Regions from separate parts of the Mus musculus genome. Here all the other regions are linked to region 2. The links are chromatin contacts, found by Hi-C or POLR2A ChIA-PET in ENCODE. All regions are on one chromosome and are shown on one strand. Each heading gives the region's core, a stretch centred on a gene start or an enhancer-like site at or near the end of the contact. The rest is flanking DNA. Distances are from core to core; before and after follow the strand shown.

Region 1 (3,289 bases), core at 306-2,805, 400 kb after region 2:
AGAGATTGGCCTGAAGCACAGTGGCAGTGAGGTAGTAGAAGCTCTAATATCAGGACCCAGGGGAAGACATTTGCTCATAACAGCTTGCATCATCATGAGTGGCTTAGTGTTGTCTTACAGGAGTCAAACAGGTCTTGGGAGACTGAGAGTATTTTTTGTGAAAATGTATATCCCCTTGAGTCCCTTTCTGGAATATGCCATCCACCACTGTCACATGCTCTCTTGTCAATGTGAGGCAATCCACCGTAAGTCCCTCACCAAAGTCTACTAGATGCCTGTACGCTTGCTTAGCTATCAGAATTGTAAATAAACAGACTTCTTTATTAGGTGCCTAACCCCTGGCGTTCTAGTATCACAAAGCTACAACATGCACCTGTTTCTCACAGTTCTTTCCTCCCCACTTCAAATATATCCCTCCTACAGACTCCTCTGTAAGCCTTTGCTTTTGCTCTCTGCCTTTCAGCACACAAGGGGAGGAACTCCCACCTGCTAGTAGGAAACCTTATTAAAGTCAAAAGAGTCTTCCCGGCTAGAGGAAAACACCAAAAGAGAGGCAAAATTAAAAACACTAAAAAGAACTCCAATTGACAGTATGTATCTGCAAGATGATGCCCTAAAGGGAGTCAATGTAGGTTAATGTTGATCTTCTGTCTCTTTCCTCTTGGTTCACTATATCTACCAGAGCCCTTAGTACCTCTCAGCCCCTACACAAATGGAGTCATGGTCCTATGGATGAGGCCACTCCTCATTCAAGGACATGACCTAGGAAACAACAATAGAAGCTCTTGAAACTGGAGATTCTGGGTCTCGGAGTGAAATCTCTCACCCAGCTGAGATGTAGAAAGACCCTAAAAACAGAAACCTACCAACCTGTGTGCAGGATTGCCTGCGAACAAAATGCCACTAAATCTCTGACATCCTGGGATTTGTCATCCTCTCGAAGGGATATTGGCATGCCGCCGTGTCTGAAGCTTCTGACCTGACAGTTTACAGCTGGAAGGGATCATGGCACCCCATGTCTGAAGTTGGCATCCACTCCACTCGAAAGCTACTCTGGAAGGCATGGGTGGCTTCAAGAATCATGGTTGACCAGACTCTGAACTTTCCCTTTTGGACACACAAGCTTCTATATTAGGATACCTCACACATTCAAGGCAAAACCATCTAAAGCAGTCTCCAGCTTGTGTCATACCAGAGTCTGAGGTGGGCAGTGAGCTTGCATACTCAAGAAAGAAAGGACCAACTCCCATCTTGCTTAGGCTGGTCCTGAGAAGTGCTGGTCTAAGTCAGGAGGGGGCCATCCCTGGAAACAGGCAATACCTTATTCTTAGCGCACCCTACTATCTCAAGTTACTGGGAAGCCCACATTCTCTGGGGAGCTCAGGCAGTCTGCTGTTCTTAAAGCTCTGAATGAGGGAAAGTGATGAAGTCATACCCAGCTGGCTTCCCTCAAAAAAGCTCAGAGAGTGTTCTGTTTAACATCACACTATCCCTGGTCCTCCCTCCATGTTTGCTGTGCCTCCCTCTGGGCTCTGGGACATCAAAGTTCAAAGGTCTATAGTCAGGCAGAGCCCTGGGGCTGAAGCTGACACTCCAGGCAAGACTGTGGGACACTGGGAACAAAATGGAACAAGATCGCTGACCCTGGTGTCTGCTGACTGTGTCTACACATGCACATTTAAAGGGGACAAAGAAAACACAAGACTCAAGGCAATTGTTTGGAGTTTCTGACAATAAGAAATGGGCCTCTCACCTATGGGGGATCTTGGAGAAAAGCCACAGAGGGTGTGAGGAGAGCACAAGTGGACAGCTTGTTATAAAGGGCTCAGCAGACAGAATGGAGTCATGCCCTGTTCCCATGAATGTATTTCTTGTGTAAAGACTTCGGGAAAAAACCTAAGGTGCAGACACACACACATCAGTCATATGCCTTTATCATACACTTGGGAGGCAGAGACAGGTGGATATCTGTGAGTTTAAGGCCAGCCTAGTTTACATAATGAGTTCCAAGTCAGCCAGTGCCCAGGGTCACTTAGCCTCTATATTGAAAGAAAGAAAGGAAGAAAGAAAGAAAGAAAGAAAGAAAGAGAGAGAGAGAGAGAGAGAGAGAGAGAGAGAGAGAGAGAGAGAGGGAGAGGGAGAGAGGGGGGGAGGAAGGAAGGAAGGAGAGGAAGGGAGAGAGAAGGAAAGAAAGAGAGGGAGAGAGCAAAGTGGGAGAGTAGAGAGAGGGGACAGGGAGAGACAGACAGACAGACAGAGAAGAAAACAGAAATTGGTTTATATAAGTCAGGCTGGTTTGTTTTTCTGTCCAAGAGCTTGAGGGAATACAACAAAATTCTAATGTTTACCCTGCCCTAAAATTACTAAACTACTTCTATCTTTTTTTTTTTTTATCTATGTGTAAGTATACCAAGTGGATGCCTGGTATCTATAGAAGCCAGAAGAAATCGTCAGACCCCCTGGAAGAGGAATTAAAGGCGGTTGTAGGCCACCTCGTGGATGCTGGGAATAGAACCCAGATCCTTTGCAAGGTCAGCCAGTGCTCCTAATTGCTAAGCCCTCTCTCCAGTGCCTCTATTTTCAAACATTAAAAATCAAAACAGAAGCTTGCTGAGGGTTCAGTAGTTGGTATTATGCATGAATCTACGTTTGTGGAAAGGAAAAAGGAAGGCTTCTTTGTTTCTCACAGCTTTACTGCCAACATTGGCATATTTAGAAATTAATGGCTATATTTAAATGCATTTAATTCTCTGGGAAAGGGGATCTTAACAGAGAGGTGGCTTAGTGGGACCTCTCCAAACAAAATCTCAGACTGTAGAGTGCTAGTGTTGGGTTAATTTTGCTTAAGGCATCTCTTCAACATAGTCAAAAGGATACACATTTCAGGACACTCAGCCAAAGAATGTACAGTAGAGCTAGTCCAGCAGTTAGCCAGGCTCCACTATCTGTCAGTATCTGTCTTTCGGTCTTTCCAATACAAGATGTTCTCTTTCAATGTGAGTGAAGATATTTTACTCAAAAAAGAGCCTCTGGCTGCTGAATTCCTTCAGTTTGACTCACTGCTCCCTTGAAAGATTAAGCACACTATTTTTAGAGCAGCCAGCAATGTCAGACTGACAGTTCACCTCCATGATCAGGGTAGGACCTGAATCACCTCCAGGAACAAGGTGGTAGTGGGCTGGCAGGATCCATGCCTACCCACAGCTGTACAGGAACTGATCTAGTCACACACACACACACACACACACACACACACACACACACACACACACACTTTGGTTTCACAACA
Region 2 (3,538 bases), core at 407-2,906:
CAGTTTCCATTGTCTCCCTGCATACTCACACAACTTTGTATCCTTGAAGGTGGCTTCTTTTAAAATGAAACCACTTCTGAAAATTAAAAGGCCCAGGTAAAGGCGCCATGCAGCCTAAGGACAAGTTATATCCCTAGCATCACACACACAAGGCCTAGATGAATATAAATCGTGGGTTCAATAGGCACCAAACAGAAGCTTGGAAAACAATTGAAAAACAATGCTAAGAAATAACCTTACAGCTAGCAGTGGCTGGCACCAGGCCTGACAGCCTGAGTTTGATCCTAGGGACGCACGCACATGGTGTTAGGACAAATTGCTCCAAGTGGTTCTGACCCCCCCCCCCCTCCCCAGTAATAAGAACAAGTGAACAAGCCATAGAATTGACACAGGAAGCCTTTATTAAAGATTATGGAAAATTACTCATAGGCAACAATATACAGGTTAACACACCTCAATTGCTAGCACGTGACTGGTTACTAGCAAAGAACTTGTCCTAACGAAGTCCAGATACATTCTAATGATCTAGCATGAAATCTTTGCATCTTTAAAACGGCGAGCATGTCATAGCCATGCAGATCTGATTCTAGGGCAGTGGGACATGAAGAAGGGGTGGGGCAGGATCCTAGTACATTGATTAAAATCTTTAGCAAACTACCTTCAGGGTAATCAGTTACAAGGCCATTCAAGGAAACTCACATGGCCCTCACTTCACCTATTTCAGCTTCGATACTAATCCTAAAGTGGAATACAGGCAAACCTGGTCACTACATGCAAGAGTACTTCACCTTGGAGCCATTCAGTCACGGGTTTCTTGTAGTTTTCAACCTATGAAAGAATAAAAATGTTTCACATAAGTGGAACATACTCAACTATATCCTTTCCAGCTGACCTAAAATCTCACTTCTAGAAAAGCAAATGTATTCTTGTCTTCTGAACTTTCTCCTCCAACCAAATTAAACCAGGTAGGCTACGTTTTCTTTTCTTTAAAATCCTATATCACTACCTAGCAATCGCCAGAACCTAAAATGCGCACATTCAAGTTTTAAATGAAGCTTTTGGTTCATTTGTGACTCCAGACAGGATCCAAAGAGGAGGTGTAGTTTTCCTCTCTGGGTTTTATGGAGAGTTCCTTTACCCTTCTGTGTTAGCCTCTTAAAGTACTGCGACAACCTTAAAAGGGCACAGGAAAGGGCGACTGGGGAGGCCCGGCGCAGCTCAACAAAGACAGGCCTGGAACCTCCGTCTTCTCGGCCACGTGGCCAGGGCCTGCCTCCGATCAATGCCGGGACGTACCTGCGCTTGTGTCCGAGGCAGCAGCACGGCTGGGCAGTGGGGACCGGCTCGGGTGGATCGGCCTGCAGAGGGAAAGGGCGGTGGTCAGGGTGCCCGGGTCGGACGGCACAGAGGACTTTGTGTCTCGCGCAGCCCCGGGCTGGACACTGCCGCCCGCCCCGCGGGCCGCTGAGAACTGCTCTACCCCTCCGTTCTGGCCGCCGGGAGCAGCTGAGCTCGGGGCGGGCAAAGCTCGAGGGGACACGGGGACATCCTGACACCCTCCCACGAGGACACTCACCACCAAGGCCGGGACCGAAAGACCGAGCCGCTGCGCGCTGCGTTAATACAGCCATCCGGGAGAGGGGCGGAGCTGCCCCCCCCCCCCGAGACCTGCAACCAATCAGAGGGCCGCTTGGAGGGGGCAGAACAGGAAAAGGAGAGCAGCCAATCGTCAGAAGGATTGTAGGCGTGGCTGGTATGGGAAGCCAATCGTCGGGACGTTTCGGACCCGGTAGGGTGGGGCCGTTGACTTCCAGCAGCAGGTTCTCCACCCACTGCGGTGTTGGAAGCGTTGAGGCTGTGCTCAGTGGAAACCTTCCTTTCCTGAAGCTATGCCGGTGCTAGGTGTGTTCCGACTTAGATCCCTTCTTGTTCAGCTAGTTCACTCCCAGGGCCCCTCCTTAACCCTGAGAGGAGCTGCCTTTTTCTGTGTTCCTGGAGAGTAATATCAAGGAGAAATGTTGCTGGAGATGTGAGGCAGTTAGTTCTCAACAGAGCTCTACCACAGAGCTACCTCCTCAGCCCGTACCATTAATTTTGAGTCAGAGTCTCTCTTAGGTGCCCACACTGCTTTCTAACTTACTGTGTAGCTAGTTCAGGGTATTCATCAAACTTGTTATCCTCAGTGCTACGTGCTAGGATTGCTGGCATGCATGCCACTCTCCACCTAGGCTATACCTTTGTCTTGTTTTTAGTGGTCCTGGGTTAAAAGTAGAGCCTGGCGTCTCAGATCCCAAACCCTTTTATTACTTTGAAACTAGGTCTCACTAAATTTCCCAGACAAGACTGGAACTTTCCGTCCTTCTGCCTCAGCTTCCTGAGTAGAAGGGACGACAAATTTTCACCACCAGGCCTGGATATGTGCTTAACTTATTTTAATGAGAATTTCCACGGTCTGAGATGATTTTATTGGCAAGGTTTTTAAAATAATAATAATAATAATAATAATAATAATAAAATTATTTTTTTAATTTGAAGAAATTAAATTTCCAAACTTATATTAAAACTAAAAATGTTCAAAGAGCCACGTGCCTGCGTTCTTCTCTCGGCTAAAAGCCAGCCATTCATTCCAGACCTGGCGCATCTATCGTCTTGGTCTGTTGGGGGAGGGGGGGTATTTTAAAGCAAATCTCAAGCTTGGTTTGTTTCACCTCTTAATATTTCAGTATTTATTTCAAAAGAAAAGAGGCCATCTTGCCTGAGGACAATGCCAATGTGATTGCTAGAATAAACAGCCGCTCCAAGTTCACAGCAAGACTATTCTGATACAATGTTACTTTACAATGAGTTCGTTTGAATAAGGACTCTAAGTCTATTCATCATGCTCGCCTGTGTTTCTTTACAGCCACTTTTAGTCTAGATAAAAAAAATGATGACCTGCTTTGTCAACTTGCTTTGACTTTTTAGATAACTTTTTGAGATTGAACCCAAGTGTTATAGGTCACCCTTTTAAGTGTACAAATCGGTGTTTTTAAATATTCCTCAAGGTTTTATAATCATCTCCATTGTCTACTCCCAGATCATTTTGCAGTCAGCGTCTTATTGGAAAAAGAAGCCCCATGGGGCTGGAGAGATGGCTCAGCAGTTAAGAGCACTTGCTTCTCTTGCGGTTCCTCGCACCCACTACCTGCAACGCCAGGCTCCAGCTCCACAGTCCCCTTTGGACAACAACAAGTTCACACAAACACACACACATAACAGTAAATAATAATACATTTTTTTTTTAAATTGGAAACCGTCTCTTCTAGATTTTTTGTAGGCATGGAATCACACATGTGACCTTTTTTGTTGTTGTTATTTTGAGATAGGGTTTCTCTGTGTAATCCTGACTGTCCTGAAACTTGCTTTTTAGACCAGGCTGTCCTTGAACTCACAGAGATCCTTCTGCCTTGGCCTCCTGAGTGCTGAGATTAAAGGCGTGCCCCCACCACTGCCAGGTCATACTTGGTTCTTTTAAAACTAGATTTTCTTCATTTGAAAC
Region 3 (3,600 bases), core at 694-3,193, 440 kb before region 2:
GGATTAATCTCTCCATTTGCCATGGGAAACTTTGACATTAAATAATTTGACTATTTTATAGACTGTCTCTTGCTTCTTATATTATGAACTCATCTCACTACAATATCACATTTATCCTGAGTATACTTATTTGCCATCTCATTATTTATTGCTGTTCTAAGCAATGATGATGGTGATGTTGCTGCTAACCCAGGCCTGGCAGTGCATCCTGTCCTTCCAGGTCCTCTGGAGGCCAGGGCTAGAGCTTGACTCAGGCTAGCAGAGTAAGACTCCATCTCAGAACAATGTCAATAATAATGATATCATTTAATATGAAGTATACTTTTTTTTTTTGAAACAGGGTTTCTCTGTGTAGCCCTGGCTGTCCTGGAACTCACTGTGTAGACCAGGTTGGCCTCGAACTCAGAAATCTGCTGCCTCTGCCTCCCGAGTGCTGGGATTAAAGGAGTACGCCACCACCTACCACCACCCGGCTGTGAAGTATACTTTTGAGAAGTAATGAAAAGGAGTGCTTAGCTATAAGAATTAGACAATGAATAGATTACTGCTCAAATCATGCCAAGAGACCAGGTATGGTGGCATATGCTTTAGGGAGGTCAAAACCCAACTGTATACACACACACTCTCTCACACACAGAAACACACGAATAAAACTTTAAAATGAAAGCAATTGCCATGTGTCACAACTAGATGAATGATGTTAGGTGAAGTAAGTTAATCACAATAAAGCAGATAGTACAGGGACCCAATTATAAGACCCACAGTGCCAATGCAAAGAGAACAGGATTAAAGTAGAGGCTGACAAATGCTGGGGGGGGGGTGCAGGGAGCTGAGGTTGAGGGTGGCAATTGTTATTTAAAGGGTATATAGTTTTGAAACTATTTTGATTTTGCAAAATAAAAAGTTCCAAAGATTGGTTGTACAGCAGCATGAATGTTTTTTAATGTTTCCGAACTGTACATTTTAAAATGACTAATGGTGGACATGGTGGCACACACGTTTAATCCAAGCACTAGGAAGGCAGAGGCAAGCAGATCTCTGTGAGTTTGCAACGAACCTGATCCACATCATGTGTTCCAGGACAGCTAGGGCTGCACAATGAGATCCTGTCCACACATACTCACACACACACACACACACACACTCACTCACACACACACAATTAGAACAGTAAATTACTAAATTTTTTTATCTCATGCATGTTTCCACAATTAAATAATAATAATAATAATAATAATAAAACAGGTTCTAAACTGAGATGTGTAGATCAGTATATCTATTCCTCAACCCAATTCTCATCTTAGTAGCTGTGAAATGGACCCCAAAGCCTTTTGACTGTGTGGAGACAGGATCTCTCTGTCTCTCTCTGTGTGTCTGTCTCTGTCTCTCTCTGTGTATGTGGTGTGTGTGTGTGTTGGGGATGGGTGATTGTGCGTTTTCCACAATTGGCACATGGAGGACAATTTTTCCGGGTCCTGTTTTTCTACATTGAGTCCGAAGGATCAAACTCAGGTCATACGACTTGTGTTGCAAGCGCTTTTAGCCTTATGAGCCATCTTGCTGGTCCCAAAAGGTATTTCACGAGGCTGGAGTGCACCAACGCAGAAGATAACCTACACAAGACCAACTATTACGTTGCAGTAGTTGTTTGGCTTCTCCAAGTTCAGATGGGGGAAGTACTTTGCTTCAGACCAGGTTTTATTATTCCCGAGAATTCTTAACCTGGAGGAAAAGGTGATGAGAGCTGACAAGGGAGGGACGAACAAAACCCATTTCAATTCTTTCCTAGAAAGCTGCTGCCTCCAGCTTTTCAGGGACTATCGACCCTGTAAGCACATTCCGTTCCTCCTTCAAGTGCAGACGTTCCTTCCGCCAGCCCGCGCGCCTGATCAGCCAATGAGCGCCTAAGACGTCATCACCGCGCGCGCGAACGCCGAGCGTCAGAGACAGGCCCACGTGTACTGTGTTGACTGTCAAAGTACTCAGTACCCGGAAGCCCTGCGTTCTGACCTGAGTTCCCGCCCGTACGCCGGTGAGACCCCTGGCCAGCTGGCGATACGGGATCATGAGCGCCGCGGGCATACTGGCCTTTGCCCAGCAAGGCTGGGAGCAGGTGCTGGCCAAAGTGAAGTGGTCCGTGGTCTACCTGGACGCTGCCTGCGCCGAGAGCCTGCACTGGAGCTGCGGATCCAGCCGGCTTCTGGAGGCGGTGAAGGGTCCTGCGTGTCACCTGCGGGAATTTGAACCCCAGGCCATTGGCGGGGGAGCCAAGCAGCCCCGGGCGGTTTTCGTTTTGAGCAGCCCGCTGAAAGGCCGGATCGTAGACACTCTACAGAGTATCATTTGCCGCAGTCACTTTCAGCACTGTGTGGTGGTCACAGCCGTGAGCCACGCAGTCCACCTCACTGCTAACCACGTACCGGCCGCTGCAGCGGCCGAGCTCGAGGGGCAGCAGCCGGTGTTCGAACAGCTGGAGGAGAAGCTCTGTGAGTGGATGGGCAACGAGAACTATACGGCCGAGGTGCTCCACGTCCCGTTGTTTCTCGCCCCTGTTGCCTCCCATCTCGCTTTTACTCCAGCCTTTGCTACCCTCTTCCCACTGCTACCTCAGGATGTCCACGCTCTTAACAGTGCCAGACCCGACAAGAGGAGGCTGAGCAGCTTGGGTGAGGTGGATGCCACTGCCCTAACCCCAGAGCTGCTGCTGTACATCAGATGCCTCGTGTCAGGCCTCAGTTCTCTGTGTGAACATCTAGGGGTACGAGAGGAGTGTTTCGCCGTGGGTCCCCTCAGTCGGGTCATCGCTACAGATCTGGCAAATTATGCCCCCGCCAAGAACAGGAAAAAGACTGCTACAGGCAGGGCTTCTGTGGTCTTTGTGGATAGAACTCTGGATCTCACAGGTAGGTGGCATTTCTGGGAGTTGTTCATCTTCACTCTCCTAGCTAGAGGATCTGTTCATTGATTCAGCATATGTGTTTATTGGCCTCATATTGAGGTTGGCAATATAAAGATGAACTAAAAGAACCAGCCCCTAATTTGACAGCATCTGGAGTTAAGTTTTGTCTAGTGGAGAGTGGACATAGATAAAGCACAATTTTATTTGTTAAATGCTGTAAGCGGGCAAATATGGCTTTAGTGTGCGTTGCTTTTGATAAAACAACCGGGCCTAGTCCAAGAGACTGGAAAAAATGAGATGACCTTGACATGGAGGGAATTGCCATCACCTGAGACTCTTAGACATTTCCAGATACCAGTTGTCTTAATTAGGGTGTCTATTGCTGTAATGAAACACCATGGCCAAAACCGACTTGTGGAGGATAGGGTTTATTTCCTTACACTTCCACACCATAGTCGATCATTGAAGGAAATCAGGACAGGAACTCAAACATGGCAGGAACCAGGAGGCAGGAGCATAAGGCGGTAGCGGTCATAGAGGGGGTGCTGCATACCATGCTCCACATGGAATGACCTTCGTTTGCTCCCTAGTACCTACATGGTGAAAGGAGAGCACTGACTTCCTCCAATTGTTCTCTGATCTCCACACACACAGTGTGACTTGCACATGCACTGTCCCCCACACATATACAAATAAATAGG

Evidence for each region. Hi-C counts contacts between places; a loop is a spot of excess contacts on that map. ChIA-PET counts read pairs that join two places held with the same protein, here RNA polymerase II (POLR2A).
Region 1: POLR2A ChIA-PET joins it to region 2 with 13 read pairs in embryonic stem cell. The contact joins the enhancer-like site here to the promoter of Dancr in region 2. POLR2A ChIA-PET finds 5 or more read pairs at or near these places in 3 of 5 experiments (Patski and embryonic stem cell).
Region 3: a map of v-Abl transformed pro-B cells shows a loop between it and region 2 (2.4-fold over the local background). The contact joins the promoter of Scfd2 here to the promoter of Dancr in region 2. A Hi-C loop is called at or near these places in 2 of 37 maps with a recorded cell type or tissue (regulatory T cell and v-Abl transformed pro-B cells). POLR2A ChIA-PET finds 5 or more read pairs at or near these places in 1 of 5 experiments (embryonic stem cell).

The regions. Positions count from the first base shown.
Region 1 is chr5:73,688,562-73,691,850 of GRCm38, reverse strand. No RefSeq gene overlaps it. Among named protein-coding and RNA genes, the nearest start is that of Gm34902, 38 kb to the right of the region's middle. Within about 2 kb of position 1,555, at least 1 of the 3 ENCODE cell types and tissues checked has a DNase peak (open chromatin) inside an H3K27ac peak, as active enhancers do.
Region 2 is chr5:74,091,178-74,094,715 of GRCm38, reverse strand. It overlaps Dancr (differentiation antagonizing non-protein coding RNA), which reads right to left and starts at 1,656. Exons shown (of 1, transcript NR_145133.1): 1 at 379-1,656. It overlaps Snora26 (small nucleolar RNA, H/ACA box 26), which reads right to left and starts at 1,186; the gene lies at 1,066-1,186.
Region 3 is chr5:74,530,085-74,533,684 of GRCm38, reverse strand. Scfd2 (Sec1 family domain containing 2) reads left to right here and starts at 1,943. Exons shown (of 9, transcript NM_001114660.2): 1 at 1,943-2,903. The coding sequence starts at 2,066.